2 separate regions of the Homo sapiens genome follow, and region 1 is linked to region 2. Evidence: read pairs that join two places in POLR2A ChIA-PET (ENCODE). Cell type or tissue: Caco-2. All regions are shown on one strand. Each heading gives the region's core, and the rest is flanking DNA. Links, peaks and the distances in the headings are about the cores only.

Region 1 (7,568 bases), core at 1,144-6,143, 340 kb before region 2:
CTTCAGGAAGTCTCCTCCTCTCTCTGGCCTCAGTTTCCCCATCTATGAAATTAGAGCATTGGACTAGATTAGCACTCCCCAAGCCAATGTCACAGAACTCCCAAGCTATTTCATAGAAAAGGGGTTCCGTTGTCTACTCAGTCTGAGTTCTTACCGAATGCGGTAACTACCATGAGCTCACATTGAAACGCAGCATTTAAAAGCTCTGAAACATCTTGCAGAAAAGGTGTCTCCCTAACATCTTTGGCTTTGGAACCCTTTTGCTATTGGGTGAATTATACCATTTTAACATCTCTGAAATCAGGGCTGTGTCTCACAATGGCTGTATCTTAGAATCTTTCAAATATGGTTTTTTTTTTTTTTTTTTTTTGAGATGGAGTCTCACTCTGTCACCCAGGCTGGAGTGCAGTGGCGGGATCTTGGCTCACTGCAACCTCCACCTCCTGGGTTCAAGTGATTCTCCTGCCTCAGCCTTCTGAGTAGCTGGGACTACAGGCACATGCCACCATACCTGGCTAATTTTTGTATTTTTAGTAAAGATGGGGTTTCTCCATGTTGGCCAGGCTGGTCTCAAACTCCTGACCTCAGGTGATCTGCCTGCCTCAGCCTCCCAAGGTGCTAGGATTACAGGCATGAGCCACCACGCCCAGCCTCAAATATGGTTTAGTAATAGCTATCAATCTGGAGTGTCAACTAAATGCAGGCACTAAGTGTTTAATAAATTAGTATTTATTTAGTTTTTTATTCAGTATTTCCAGTAATCCTGAAAATTAGGGACTGTTATTATCCCCACATTGCAAATGAGAAAACTGAGTTGCAGGGAGGTTAAGAAACTCACCCAGGATCACATGGCTAATAAACAGAAGAGCTGGGACTTATATCCTGAGGCCGAACTCTTTTTTAAAAATTATTATTATTATTATTTGTACAGATGGGGTCTCGCTGTGTTGTGGGTCTTGAACTCCTGGCCTCCAGTGATCCTCCTGCTTCAGCCTCCCAAAGTGCTTGAGATTATAGGCATGAGCCACTGCGTGCAGACAAGACTCTGATCTCTCAGGCCCATTTGGAATCCTGTCTGTGATTCAGTGACCATGAATGACATACGGCATGGTTCTCAAAGGCCTTGAAAGTACCATGTTCCTTTAGAAAGAGCAGAACTTTTCTAGCACTGGCATCAGAAAACAAGACAGTGGGCCCCTGAATGCACCCAGGCTAGCATGTGGAGCAGCAGGGGAGTGGCAGTGGGAGGCAGGCAGGCAGGCATGCATGGAAGCAGAGGGACCTGGATCTGGCCTTCCAGCAAGGGGTTTTATGAAGTGGCTTTGCTGGGCAAAAGGGAGATCAAATGACTGACCCACCTAGCAATAAGGATTGCACCCTAGACCTGGATCCTGCTCTGAACTTTGCAAAGCCTTTCCCACTCTTGACAGTGCTCAAGGCACACCTGTGAGGTAAGCAGGTAGATTCACTGCTCTCACCCACCTAGGTGAGGATGCAGAGGCCCAGGGGAAGTAAAACCCAGAAATGCCTCTTTGCAGCTGTTTCTCACTGGGGTCTACACAGGCAGTCTGTTCTCCCAACTCTGCAACATGCAGGAAAAAAGCATGCAGAAAAAAAGACATTGCTTCACCTTGGGATACAGATTTCTAGGCCAACCCGTTTCTGATGATGGCAATTACAAAGGCCATCCCTTCCACTTCCTCGTGTCCCTCAACAGCCTGGTGGCCCCGCTGGGTTCCTAACATCCTGCTTCCCAGAGAAGAGCTGAAACTCATTCCTGTTGAAGTATCTCTGTCTGGTATCGGCTGTGTTCCTCATGCAAGACGGATTTGCGTCTTGCGAGGGAAGGAAGCTCTTATAACCAGGCACGTTTCTCAAACTGTAATGTGCATACCAACTCTGGGGGATTGTGTTTAAAATGCTGAGTCTGATTTTGCAAGTCTGGGCAGGGCCTGAGATTCTTGCATCACAAGCTCCCAAATAACTCTACGACTGCTGGTCTAAGGACCACACTATGAGGAACAAAGACAATGGTTTGGTGGAGAGTCTGGGGTTGGGATGTCTGAGCTCTGCTTCAATGCCTTCTTTCAGACGAGATTGGGCGCATTCAGGGTGGTATGGCCATAGACTTCAATGCCTTCTTTCTATCTAGCTGACTTCGGAAAGCTACTGACCAACTTCTACTCTCAATTTTCATCTGTAGAATGAGAAATGTTTTTAGTAATTAAGAAATACCCAAATATTAGTAAATACTGAAAATAGTAGTACCTTCCTAGTAGAACTGTTGAGAGGATTAAATGAAAAAAGTACATACAAGGTACTTAGCTCAGAGCCCGGCGCTTGGTAAACCCTCGCTAAATATTAATTAGCAGCTATTATTAGGGGGAAAGGAAAAGCTAGTCTGGTAGAATCACAAGCACCAGGAAGCCATCAGGGAGGTGGGGAAAAAGGGCGGTTCTTTCTGGAGTCAGGAAGGTAAAGCCATTCTTATCCGGCCTTGGAGCCTTGGAGGCAAGGTCCCCTCCTGTCAGTCGTCAATGTTGCCCACTGGTTTCCCTGGAAAGAATGAGAATCCTGGGTCATTCTGGGCAGCGGTGACAGGTCCAGCCTCCTATCTCTGCAGCTTTGTCTTCTCAGGAGCGTCACTTGCTTACAGCCACCCTCGGCTGCTTCTTCTTAAATCATCTCCACATCACAATCACAGAGGGTTGGGAGCCCGCCTGCATCTCAGGGGCTCCAGCTGTCTCCCATGGAATACGAATAGCACTGTCGGGCTGTTGGTCTTGTTGCCTTTGCAATCTGCTTTCTGCACAATGTCTAGGTTGAGCACATTTGCAGGCTCAGTGAAGCCATTATTTTTCTTGGTGACATTTTCTGGCAGCAGTCTAAATTCGTGAAGAGCTGAGGACAGCCTTTGCCTATGCCTGGAACTGGGTGGCCTACTTCCCCATTGCCATCTGTGTCTATTTGTCCCTGGACTTAGACACAGACTCATTCACACCCAGACCAAAGAATCCCAGGTCAGTGGAGCTCAGGTGTAGCTCTTGTCAAATTAAAAGGTACGTGGGATGCCCCAGGGATCCTGTTAAACTGCAGACTCAGTAGGTCTGGGGCCAGGCCTGAGAGTCTGCATTTGTAACAAACTCTCAGCGCCATTTCATCTGATGGTGCTGGTCCATGGACCAACCACACTGAGTAGCCTAGTGGTTCTCAAGCTTCATCCTGCATCAGAATGACCCTCAGGTCTTATTAAAACACAGATTGCTGGGCCTTTCCCAGTCTGATTTTGAAGGCCTAGGGTAGATTCCAATATTTTGCATTTCTAAGAAGTTCTCAGGTGATACTAATGCCGCTACTCTAGGGACTACACTTTGAGAACAATTGTTTTAGTTTCCCGACCTTTCCATTACCTTTATTATTATTCCTTGAGTTCTGTGACTTTCTTCGAGTTCTCTAGTCCTGACCACTTGCCACAGTTCAGTCCTGCTGAGTACCTCCAGTCTGTCATATCTATAACTGACAATGCCCCAACTTGGCCAATGACACCTTTGTGTTCCTTTTGGCCTCTGTCTTGAACCTGTTGCCCTGGCTTGCTTCACACTCTGCAAACTTGCCAGCCTCATTTTCTCACCCACAGCTTCTCCGGGTCCTTTCAGCCTGAGCCCTAACATGGTATCTCCAGCCTTGGTCTTTGTATCACTGCTCTGCCAACCCCAGACTTCCTGCCCTGGCTGGCCTGGGTGAGGGGTTCACTCCTGCCCTAGGCACCCCCCTCTTTTTCTGGCTCCTCTAGGGGCACCAGGCAGCTGTCAGGGCCCTGGCATGCAAGGCTGTGCCCAAGGGAAGCGGACATCATGGAGCTAATTAAACCAACGTGGACCCAAGTGCCTGGAATTCAGGAGGCTGTCCTCTCCCACCCACCCCAACAGAGCCCCGCAGACGCTGGAGTGAGTTAGTTTGACCTTCTGGATTGATGCAGTTAATGAGATGGTTGTGTAATGCTTTGTTTAACAGAACTGGTTTCTGGGCCCGGCCCAAAGCTAGGCTGGACTCTGGCTGGCTTCCATGCCCCAGCCCTGCTTGCTCCCTTGAGGCTCCCTCTGGCCAGTGCCCTCTAGGGGCCGGGGCTGATATGTTTATTGCTAACTACTCCGAACTCGTCTGCCTCCTCTGAGGAACCCGGGGACAATTCCTCTGACCTTTCCCTGCAAGCTCCATCTCTGTGAAACTTGGTCTCACAAGCTAGCCTTTCTTGCTTGGAGAATCTGTGTTTGAAGTCAGAGCAGAAAAAAACAGGCTTTTCAGGGCCCTGCTTGTGGCAAGTAAGTGACAGCTCGAGGGCCTGGTAGCCATACCTCTGTGACTAATAATCTTTGGCCTCAAAGATGCAATTTCCTTTCTCTTCCTTGCTATAGCTCCCAAAGTTCTTTCTCACCTATATGACAGCTCTTGCTTCAACTATTCTAGGTCGTCCTCCCGGAGTCTAGCACACGGGAAGGCCAAAGGCTTGGTATCAGACTGGCCTGGGTTTGAATCACAACTCCATCACTTTCTAGCTGTGTGACCCTGGGCAAGTGATTTAACCTCTCTGAGCCACAGTTGCCTCATCTGTAAAATAAGGAACACAGTCCCCATCACCTCACTCCTAGGGACAGTCCAGGGAGAAAGTGAGAGGATGTGGTGAAGCACCCAGCACAGTGTCCAGTACGCAGGGGTCTTACTGGTTACCCCCATCCAACCCCAGCACCCTCCAAGGGGCTGGGCTTCACACGGCTCAGCTCTTCAGACAATAAATGAGTGATTTGGGCCGGGCACAGTAGTTCACACCTGTAATTCCAGCAGTTTGAGGGGCCAAGGCAGGTGGATCACTTGAGGTCGGGAGTTCGAGACCAGGCTGGCCAACATGACGAAACCCCATCTCCACTAAAAATGCAAAAATTAGCCAGGTGTGGTGGTGCATGCCTGCAGTCCCAGCTACTCAGGAGGCTGAAGCAGGAGAACTGCTTGAACCTGGGAGGCAGAGGTTGCATTGAGCTGAGATCCCGCCACTGTGCTCTAGCCTGGGCAACAGGGTGAGACTCTGTCTCAAAAAAAAAGAAAAAGAAAAGAAAGAAAGAAATGAGTGGATGGGATTCTAGGCTGGTTTGGTTCCTTCCTGGCTCTAACTTGAGTGAGAATAGCAGAGTGGACTAACAGATGGTACCAGGGAGAGGACCTGAAACCTAGGCCTGGTTGAGCACCCCTCCCAGCCTGTGTGATCCCAGGGAACCCACCTTCCCTCTCTCTGCCTTGGTGGTGTCATCTGTAAATGAGACCACTCAGTTGTAAAACCCAAGTTCTTTCCAGCTCCACGATTTGAAAATAGCTACTAATAAAATCAATAAACATGTCCAATTTTTGACAATTTTTGTCAGTGAAAAAAAAATTGAATAAACACATGCTGGCTGGTGGCTGGGACTTGTGTGACCATGTGGGGTTGCTAGGGTAGGTTCTGGACCCTCCTCAATCCCTGCTCTTGGTGAATGCTGAAAACAAGGACATAGTTCCTCCAACCCTAGGCCACGCTTCCGTGATCCCGTCTCCATCGCGGAATTCCTAAGCCCTTGACTTCTAAACCGTGCTGTTATGGTGTCTGTGTTTTTCCTCTTTCTCATCCAAGAGCTGCTTCCTGGTGAGTCGGACATGTTGAGCCACATGTGGTAGAGCAGTGAAAGGTTCCAAAACCTGTAGGTGGTCCCTCCCCAGTGGGCTTGTAATCGCTTCCCGGATTCCAAAGCCTCATTATGTGAAATCCAAGCTGGAAGCCCCATCCAGGGTTTGCCTCTCCCATCTCAGCTGTCAGCGGGTGCTTGAATTGTTTAGAACTGTTTGGAGGGAGGTGGGAGGACTGAGGCTCAAGAAGGTCTGTTTGCATACTGCCCCTCCCATCTTCCCCTTGTTAATGTTGGCCCTGGTGGAGTCTCCTTTAGAGCCGCGGTCTCATCCTCTGGTGTCCCTGCTGTGGGTCTGCCAGCCTCACTTGGGCTCAGAGGCGGAGCATTTGTCCTGGACCTAACCCTCTCACTGGGGTGGGGGCTGTGGGGCAAAAGGCGGGGCTCTCAGGGAACAACTATTTTCCTACTTGTTCGCGTTATCAGAATTAAACTTGAAATGAATCTAGACATCTTGTTGTACCATTCCTTCCTTAATGCCTTCCATAAAGAGGGACTGAACACCTCCTACAACCCAGAACAGGTACTATGGGAAGCTTCAAAGAAGTATCACATACTAACCCTGCCCTTTAGGAATGAATAATGTAGAGACAGGTAGGAGGTAGTCAGCTCTTCATTTATTAATGTAGAGACAGGTAGGAGGTAGTCATCTCTCCATTTATTCTTTTTTTTTTTTTTTTTTTTTTTTGAGACAGAACCTCACTCTGTCACCCAGGCTGGAGTGCAGTGATGCAATCTTGGCTCACTGCAACCTCCACCTTTCGAGTTCAAGCAATTCTTGTGTCTCAGCCTCCCGAGGAGCTGGGACTTCAGGCGTGCACCACTATGCCCAGCTAATTTCTGTATTTTCAGTGGAGATGAGGTTTCATCATGTTGGCCAGGCTGGCTCGAACTTCTGACCTCAAGTGATCAGCCTACTTTGGTCTCCCAAAGTACTGGGATTACAGGCGTGAGCCACCAGGCCCAGCCTCCATTTATTCTTTTATGTATTGGGTCAATAATCTGTCATTGAGCCCTGCTTTGTCTCTTAGCTCTCAGGTATAAATGGATGTTTTTTGAGGGAAGAGGGAGGACTGAGGCTGAAGAGATTCTGATTATATATGTCCACTCCCTTCTTGGGGCTAGTGCAAACAGGGGATATTGAGTTGGGAAAATGTAGCCCTTAACCTGGGGTTGCACCAAGCCTAGCACACAAACAACTAGATATGAGGCAGACTCTTTTAAGTGCCTTTATAAGGCAGAAAAAGTGAACTGGGAGTGTGTAGGAGGCAAAGATCACTCCCAACTGGGGAACCCAAGGCGGCTTCCTGGAGTAGCTGTGCCTGTAAGAATGAGGATAGAATCCCTTCAACTAGAGATGGAAAGGAGAGAATTGCAGGTACTTATAGATAACGGCAATGTGTAAGAAAACCCATGGAAGGGCTGGAAAAAGCAAGATGTGCTCAGGGAACAAGTTCGTTAGAAATTAAGCAGGAGAGATTATCCTCCTCTACTGAATAGCTGTATGGTCTTGGCCAAGTCACTTAAACTCTCTGGGCTTTACTGCTTTGTGTATACAATGGGGAAAAGGCAGACAGCTCCTGTGAAGTCCCTTTTCTTCCTTCCTTCCTTCCTTCTTTCCTTCCTCAATGAACAAGACTAAGTCCCCGCCCTCATGGAATTGGGAGGAAGAAAATAACAAATAGGACAGGCCGGGCACAGCAGCTCATGCCTGTAATCCTAGCACATTGGGAGGCCAAGGTGGGATGATCACTGAGATGAGGAATTTGAGACCAGCCTTGACAACATAGTGAGGCCTTGTCTCTACAAAAAATACAAAAATTAGCCAGGTGTGGTGGCGCACATCTGTAGTCCTAG
Region 2 (7,214 bases), core at 1,361-6,360:
CAAACAACTTTATTGTGGGACTTGTCTAAGCATCAAGTTGAGAGCTGGTGGGAGGCTGAGGGGAGTCTCTGGGGCCCAAGAGGAGGAACAGGTGGCCAGGGCCTGTCTCACACAAGAGTGGGCTTCTGGGTTTTGAGCTACTGGAGACCTGGGGACAGCAGCTTGTGGGAGCAGCTGGGGCATCACATGGTACTTCTCAGCCAGCTGTCAAGGACTGCATTCCCACCTCAAGCAGAATGTGGATGGCTTGCTTTTATTCTCCGAGCTGGTGCCTCATGTCTTGGCCCCCAAAGGCAGCAGATGGCTGTCCTGTAGAATTGTGCCCACCCAATCCTTGTCTGCCCCTCTCCCTCACCCAGGACGTTCATGCAGCCATGTAGGAGACAACTACAATGGCTTTCCAAGATGTTCAGCTTGGTCTCATATTGGGATTGGTGCCATATTTGACCTGGGATTTCAGCAGTATTGAGGAAGTAGCAACAATTGAACATGAGAGGATGAGTCAGATATTTGAGTGTTTATATTCAGGACACTGTGCAAGACATCTTGGATCGTATTGAGACCAGCAGGTCTGGTCTCTGCCTTTAAGGAACTTGGGTTAGTGAGGAACACACAGGGAGTGCCCTCACCTCCATGGGAGGGTTACCTGGGCTACAAGATTCTCTGAGCTCCCTATTCAGAGAATGGAGACAAAATGTACACCCAGATCAGGGAAACCTGCTCTGAAGAGGTGGCCTTTGCATTGGATCTTGAAGGGTGAGTAGGAAGGAGCTGAGGAGACTGGTGTTAGGGGAGACAAAATGCACACCCAGGTCAGGGAAACCTGCTCTGAAGAGGTGGCCTTTGCATTGGACCTTGAAGGGTGAGGAGGAAGGAGCTGGAGAGACGGGTGTTAGGGGAGACTCAGGAGCTGGCCTAGGTAAGGCATCAGACAGCACACACCAGCACCTGGCTTCTTGCTGGGTGCTTGCCTGGCATCGGCTCCCAATTCTCTGCTGATCTGTGGAGCTCTGCCTTGTCACTGTTTCTTCTAGCATGAGTGGAATGCCTGTCTGGCTCTCCAGAACTTGGGACCACAGCATTTTGGTCATTCTGAGGGGTGGGGGGCAGATGGTGATCCTTCCCGGTCCTCACTCCTCCGGCGGGCGTGTCTTTGGTGAATGCTGTGTGGTCCTGGCCGTTAGCTTCTGCGCTGACTGGCTCATTGTCACCAGCTGAGCTGAGGCTCAGCGGAGGGAACTCCTGGTGATAGACCTAGCAAGGCGTTGTCTGTGCAGCCAGATCACTCAAAGGTCCTACTCGCCCCACTTTTGGAGCACTGAATAAAGGCACTATAGCTGGGGCCAGACCAGCAGATGCCTGGGTTCCTAAAGAATGTTGGCCTCTCCTTGGACATTAATGGACCATGGGGTGGTTGGAGATATGGAGGCGCCTGTTTAAAGAGAGAAGTTATCTTGAGTTGTAAAGTGCTGTAGAAGGGCAATGGTGTTGGCTGCCCCACACCCCCGTGGACCCCATGCCCTTGGCTTATGTTATAATCCTGAGGTACTGTTTCCTGCCAAGCCAGATCTCCCACCAACCTTGGCTCTCAAAATGGAATATATTTGCCATTGTAGTGTAGACCAGCACTGTTCAGTAAAGATAAGATGTGAGCCACATAATATACTTTTAAATTTTCAATGAGCCACATTAAACCAGTAAAATTAATTTTAATACTATCGTATTTATTCAGTGTATCCAAAAGATTTTATGTGGCACTGGCCATCTCTCATGTGCTCAGTAGTCACGTCTGGCTAGGGCTACTGTGTTGGTACAGGGCAGATCTGAACCAATTTCCTGGGACTGGGGCGATAAAGAGGCTGGTTTGTGATTATACATTTAATTAGGCCTGAGCCGAATCTCCATTTAGTCCTTTGCTAAAAGATACCAGATAAAAAACGCAGAGGCTTTTTGGATTTCTGCTGATTTTGCTGTGTTGTACTTTTAGTGGTGCTCAGTCTTAGAACCTGTGTGTGTTTCTGTCTTTGGGTTTCAGCTGTCTTCAGAAAAGGCCCTTTGGGGCTTTTCTGTCAAAGCACATGCCCCAGAGCCATTTCAGACAGTCTGGCCCCCAGCCTTTTACTAGCTAATTGGGGATTGAAGTCAAAAGTCTTCTAGTGATCTCTAGATTTTTTTTTTTCTTTGAGACAGAGTCTCACTGTCGCCCAGGCTGGAGTGCAGTGGCACCGTGTCGGCTCACTGCAACCTCCGTTTCCTGGGTTCAAGCAGTTCTCCTGCCTCAGCCTCCCAAGTAGCTGGGATTACGGGCACCCACCACCACGCCTGGCTAATTTTTAAAAATACTTTTAGTAGAGACGGGGTTTCACCATGTTGGCTAGGCTGGTCTCGAACTCCTGACCTCAGGTGATCCGCCTGCCTCGGCCTCCCAAAGTGCTGAGATTACAGGTGTGAGCCGCCATAGCAGCCTGTTTAGGTTTTTTTTTTGAAAGGAAACAAACCCAGTTAATCAGTGTCTTGATTAACTGACTTGTTAACCAGATTTTGCCCATCTTATTGACCAAATTTCTACAATATGATAAAATATCAGTCATTGAAAGCATGTGATCTAAAAGTTTTGCCTCAGGAATTTAGTGAGAGATGACTCAGAGGTTACTGATTGTTTCCCAGTTACATTTAATACTCAAAGATTTAAAGTGAAAAGGATTTCTTGTAAAAAGCAGATTTTTCATGGTGCCTGCATTGTCAGAGGCAGCTGGAGAGGTTGGTTCAGATATGCCCTAGTGAGTATGTGCCAGCTTCTCTAGCAGCCTGTGGCTCCCGAGCATAAATAGAAACACAGCTGCATATGCAGGCTGAACAAGAGGAAGTGTCTGGGCACCTCCCTGGCTGGAGCAGAAGGCTCCCAGGGTGCTTAGCTCACCTGTGGCATGGGGATGGAGGGGCCAGGTAGTCAGGGAGCTGGTGGGAGGACCACACACGCACATTCCCCCACCCAAACACACACTTGCCTCTAAGGGTTGGGGGTTTGGCAGACTGGGCTCACAGTATTGACTCCCTGTATGACCTAGACAAGTCACTTCCCTTTCTGGGCCTCTGTCCCCTCATCTGCAAAAAAAAAAAAAAAAAAAAAAAAAAAAAAAGAGGAGGACTGGGTGGGCTTTGGGCTCTGAATTTGGCTCTGGTTGTGTCTCTCAGTTCCTGACTTGCCTAGTGACTCTTCTCTCCCTTCCTGTGGAAATGCTTGTGTGCTCTTTGCCCCGCCCCAGGGCCAGGCTGAGCTCCTGTGTCTGCACTGCAACCAGCCTGCCTCCCAAACTCCAGGCTGCAATTCATGGATCTCCCAAGTGGGCTCACGGCCTCTGGCCTGAACTAATCTCCTCCTATGCAAACTGTGCACCTGCCTTTCCCTCACCACCATTTTCACCAGCAGTACCTTTGTCTAATAATGTCAGTGCCCTGCTAAGTTCCCCATTCCATCTCTTTAGGAAGGCACACAAGTCCCTTCAGGGCCAGGTCCTTGCCACTCACTGACCTCACCTCACTCCTGCTCTCTGACCTTTGTTCTTTTGTAGACACTTCTCTCTCTCCCTGGAATCTCTTTTCCTCTGGCCACTGCCTGCTTCCCCTTTAAGACCAAGTTCTCCTGTATCATTTTCTGATTATTCATTCATTCACTTATTCCTTCATATATGTATTCAGTAAATACTGACCTACTATGTGCCTGACACTGAGCTAGATGCTAGAGAAATGGAGACAACTTGGAGTTTGTTTCTTGGAGAAGATAGACATTAAACCTATACTTTGAAGCTTTTGAACCTGCCTATGGCAGGTGTCCTGAACTTTGAGTACCTTGTCCTTTGCTGCACCTCCCCTCTTTGGCTATGTGTCCTTCCCCAGTGCTCTCCAGTCACGCCAGCCCCGCGTCGCCTGCTCTGCTTTCTGTCATAGCACTTAATGCAACATGGAAACTACTGGTTGTTTTTTCCTGTCTTTCTCACTAGGCCAGGCCCCAGGTCTGGGTACCTGATAGGTGCTCAGCAAATGTTGGTTAAATGAATGGATGAAATGGCAACTTGGCTGGTATAGTTGGAAGAACTTTCTGTAAAATACCCAAAGATCCTGTAATGAAAATACCCAAAGATCCTTTTCTTTAACTGGGGCCAGGTGTGCAAGTATCACTAAAAAGACCCAGGTTGTGGTCACAGCACCCACAGGTTATCCTTTGCTTGGAGGTAGTAGTAGTTTGGTCTAGGGCTATCTCTTGCTGTCAGGCCTGCAGAGCCATTTTCTTCACTGCCTCTGATCTTGGCAACCACTGTGTCTGATGTCTGCACATGTCACTGGATGCCAGTGTTGATGAAGTTCCCATAATCGTGTCATGGCAGCTTTCCTTCTTCTTGGGACTCCTTTGCTGGGGGCAGCCTGGAGACCTTGACCCATACCTGCAGTCTAGTTTATTTATATTTAGGTTCATTGTTCTGGGTCCTCTCCCCCATCTTGGTTGATTTTTTTTTTAATGATATTCACTCTTTGTGTATATAATTCTGTGATTTTGGACAAATGTGTAGAATCATGACTTTACCCAGAACCATGATACATAGCAGTTCTGTCACCCACAAATTCTTGTGCTGCCGCTTTGTAGTCAGCTGCTCCCCTCCCTGCCAAGCCCTGGCAACCACATATTTGTTTTCTGTCCTGACAATTTTGCCTTCTCAGGGTGTTACATAAGTGGCATCATACAGTATATAACCATTTGGGTCAGGCTTCTTTCACTTGGCAATATGCATTTAATATTTATCCATGTAGTAGGAATCAATAGTGTGCTCCTTTTTATTGCTAAATAGTATATTATTGTATAGATGTACCAGTTTTTTTTAATCCTTTCTCCAGACAAAGTTCTCATTTTTTTTGGCAATTATGAATAAAACCTCTATAAACATTCACATACAGGTCTTTGTGTGAATATGTTTTCATTCCTCTTGGGTGGATATGTAGGGATGGGCTTGCCAGGTTACTTGGTAAGTGTATGTTTAACTTTATAAGGAATTGCTAAACTGTTTTCTAAAGTAGCTGCACCATGTTGCATTCCACCTGCAGCTTATGAAAGTACTAGCTGCCCTGCACCCTTGTCAGCACTTGGCATTGTCAACTTTTTGAAATATTAGCCATTTTAATAGGAGTGCCAGCTCGTTTTTAATCTGCAGTTTTCTTTGTATACTCTCAGATGCTGATGGAGTTTAAATATCATTATTTGATGTGATTTGGCAAGGCCGTCTTTCATACCTATGTCAGATTTTATTTTTGAAGATGGAATTTGTAGTTGCTCAGAGTAAAAGAGCAGCAGTATTATCACATCTTCCTAAACGGTTTTGAGGAAAATGTTATACTGCATTATTCTTTAATTTCAGAATTTAAAAAGACTTCTTGTTAATTGGGTTCAGTTCTTCATGTTACAATTGCTATTTGCTTGACCAACTCATCATGAGCAAAAGCTACTAATCTTGTAACTGAAGTTTCCTTGATCTGTTCATCTTAACTCTCACATGGCAAGCTGAACAGTCTACTCATGAGACATAATATTTTTTAAGCTCTTCATATTACTGGTGGCCATAACATGTTTTTCCCCTCCCTCTTTCTAGGCTCCCAATCGTCAACTCATGACTTACTGGTTACAGGAGCTTCAGCAGAAGAGATGGGAATATTGTAACAGTCTTGACATGGTCAAGTGGGACAGCAGGACCTCTCCAACTCCCGGGGATTTTCCTAAGGGTCTTGTAGCCAGAGATAACACTGGTAAGGCAGAAATAAAGGGGAGCTGGGTCAGTTCTTTGTGTAAGCCATTCGATACCACATATGAACTTAGCAGTGAATGAAAATGAATTTAGAAAGAAAATAATAATGATGCTACCTTATGAGTGGACAGCATTCCACAGTTACCCAGCGCCTCCATGTACAAAGCTTATGCAAGCCCAGTGACAGCCTTGGAATCAGGCAAGGCCAGTGCCAAGCATATGGAAGATACGACTAAGGTCAGCATGTGGTAAGTTGTGGTGCTGTAAGTCTAGTTCTGACTGCAGGGCCAGCCTTTCTACTACACCTAATGATGAAGCACTCATGCCTAGATAGTCATGCTTGGGCAGACTTGCCAAGATTGACAGGTGTTTGTATACACTAGGAAGGTATTCTCAGATCATTCCACTTGTAATTCTCTAGTGTTTCTTAGGAAGACTTTAACCTTCAAACATTGATTTCATTCTATCCTGGATTCATGGCATTTCTGTAACTCAGGGTAATCCCTGGCCATTTGCAGCATGGAGATAACCTCTAGAAAGAACAGAACAACAATTATTTGCTGCCCATCCTACCCCATTGCAAAGACTGTGGAGATGGGACTGTTTTTTGGCCCCCACTCTTCATACAGGGAAAATAACACATCCAGAAAAACAAACAAACAAACAAAACAGCCTCCTGAGCTCTGAAGTAAGGTCTAAAAAGCCCAGGCCATTGTATTAGTATTTTTGGAAGACACACGGAGCGTACATTAAAAGGAGTAGACAACAGTAAGGACTAGTTCTAACAGTTTCATAAAGAGATTTCTTCACTTCCTAAAACCCGTGGGACCCTCTGCTCAGCAGAACACAGGGCTGCATCCGAGTTGCCTGTCCCACCAAGGATGGTGTTGGCACGTGTGGCTGATTTACTCCAGAAACAAAGGCATTCTTAGATGAATTTTTCGTCTCCAAATTTGTCAGTCTTGTTTTTACTTGTCCCAGTATTTTTCAGCAGGTTAACCCTCTTATCAGTGATAAATTACTATATATGCTTTGTACCTATTAATATGTTTTCTGTGAGAGTTTTTGAGTCACTTTCACGACTGTCTTAGCGCTCTGACTATTCCAGGTTCTGAGATCATGCCTTTATTTTCAACTTTATGCGCCCTTATGTTTCGTTCAGAGTCGAGTCACTGTTAACTGAGTTGTTTTGAAAGCCACTCTTATAGTGCTTTTCACTCAAAAGGAGCTCCTAACTGAGTGTCTCAGTCACTTGGAACATTTGGAAACCCTGTGGGAACAGGCAGGGTTCATGAGCATAGCCAGTGCCTTTGGCACAGGAGGTGCTTGATTTGCCTCAGTTCCTTTGTTCTGAGGGCACCAAGTGCTTCTTTCTAGCAAAGACTCAGGGATATTAAACCGAAAGGAGGACAAAGAAGTAGT

The links. Peaks named below come from ENCODE experiments on the same cell type or tissue, not always from the same donor. Only the 100,000 strongest peaks of a DNase experiment are listed, where the experiment ranks them.
Region 1: POLR2A ChIA-PET joins it to region 2 with 5 read pairs; 1 of 35 experiments calls an interaction of 5 or more read pairs at or near these places.

The regions. Positions count from the first base shown.
Region 1 is chr15:78,393,633-78,401,200 of GRCh38, reverse strand. No RefSeq gene overlaps it. Among named protein-coding and RNA genes, the nearest start is that of IREB2, 41 kb to the left of the region's middle. RefSeq lists an enhancer at 5,124-5,624. In Caco-2, for the core only: no CTCF peak of the experiment used is centred there; a DNase peak (open chromatin) is centred at 4,090.
Region 2 is chr15:78,052,613-78,059,826 of GRCh38, reverse strand. It overlaps TBC1D2B (TBC1 domain family member 2B), which reads left to right. Exons shown (of 13, transcript NM_144572.2): 2 at 5,640-5,793. Among named protein-coding and RNA genes, the nearest start is that of TBC1D2B, 21 kb to the left of the region's middle. RefSeq lists an enhancer at 2,823-2,942. In Caco-2, for the core only: no CTCF peak of the experiment used is centred there; a DNase peak (open chromatin) is centred at 3,346.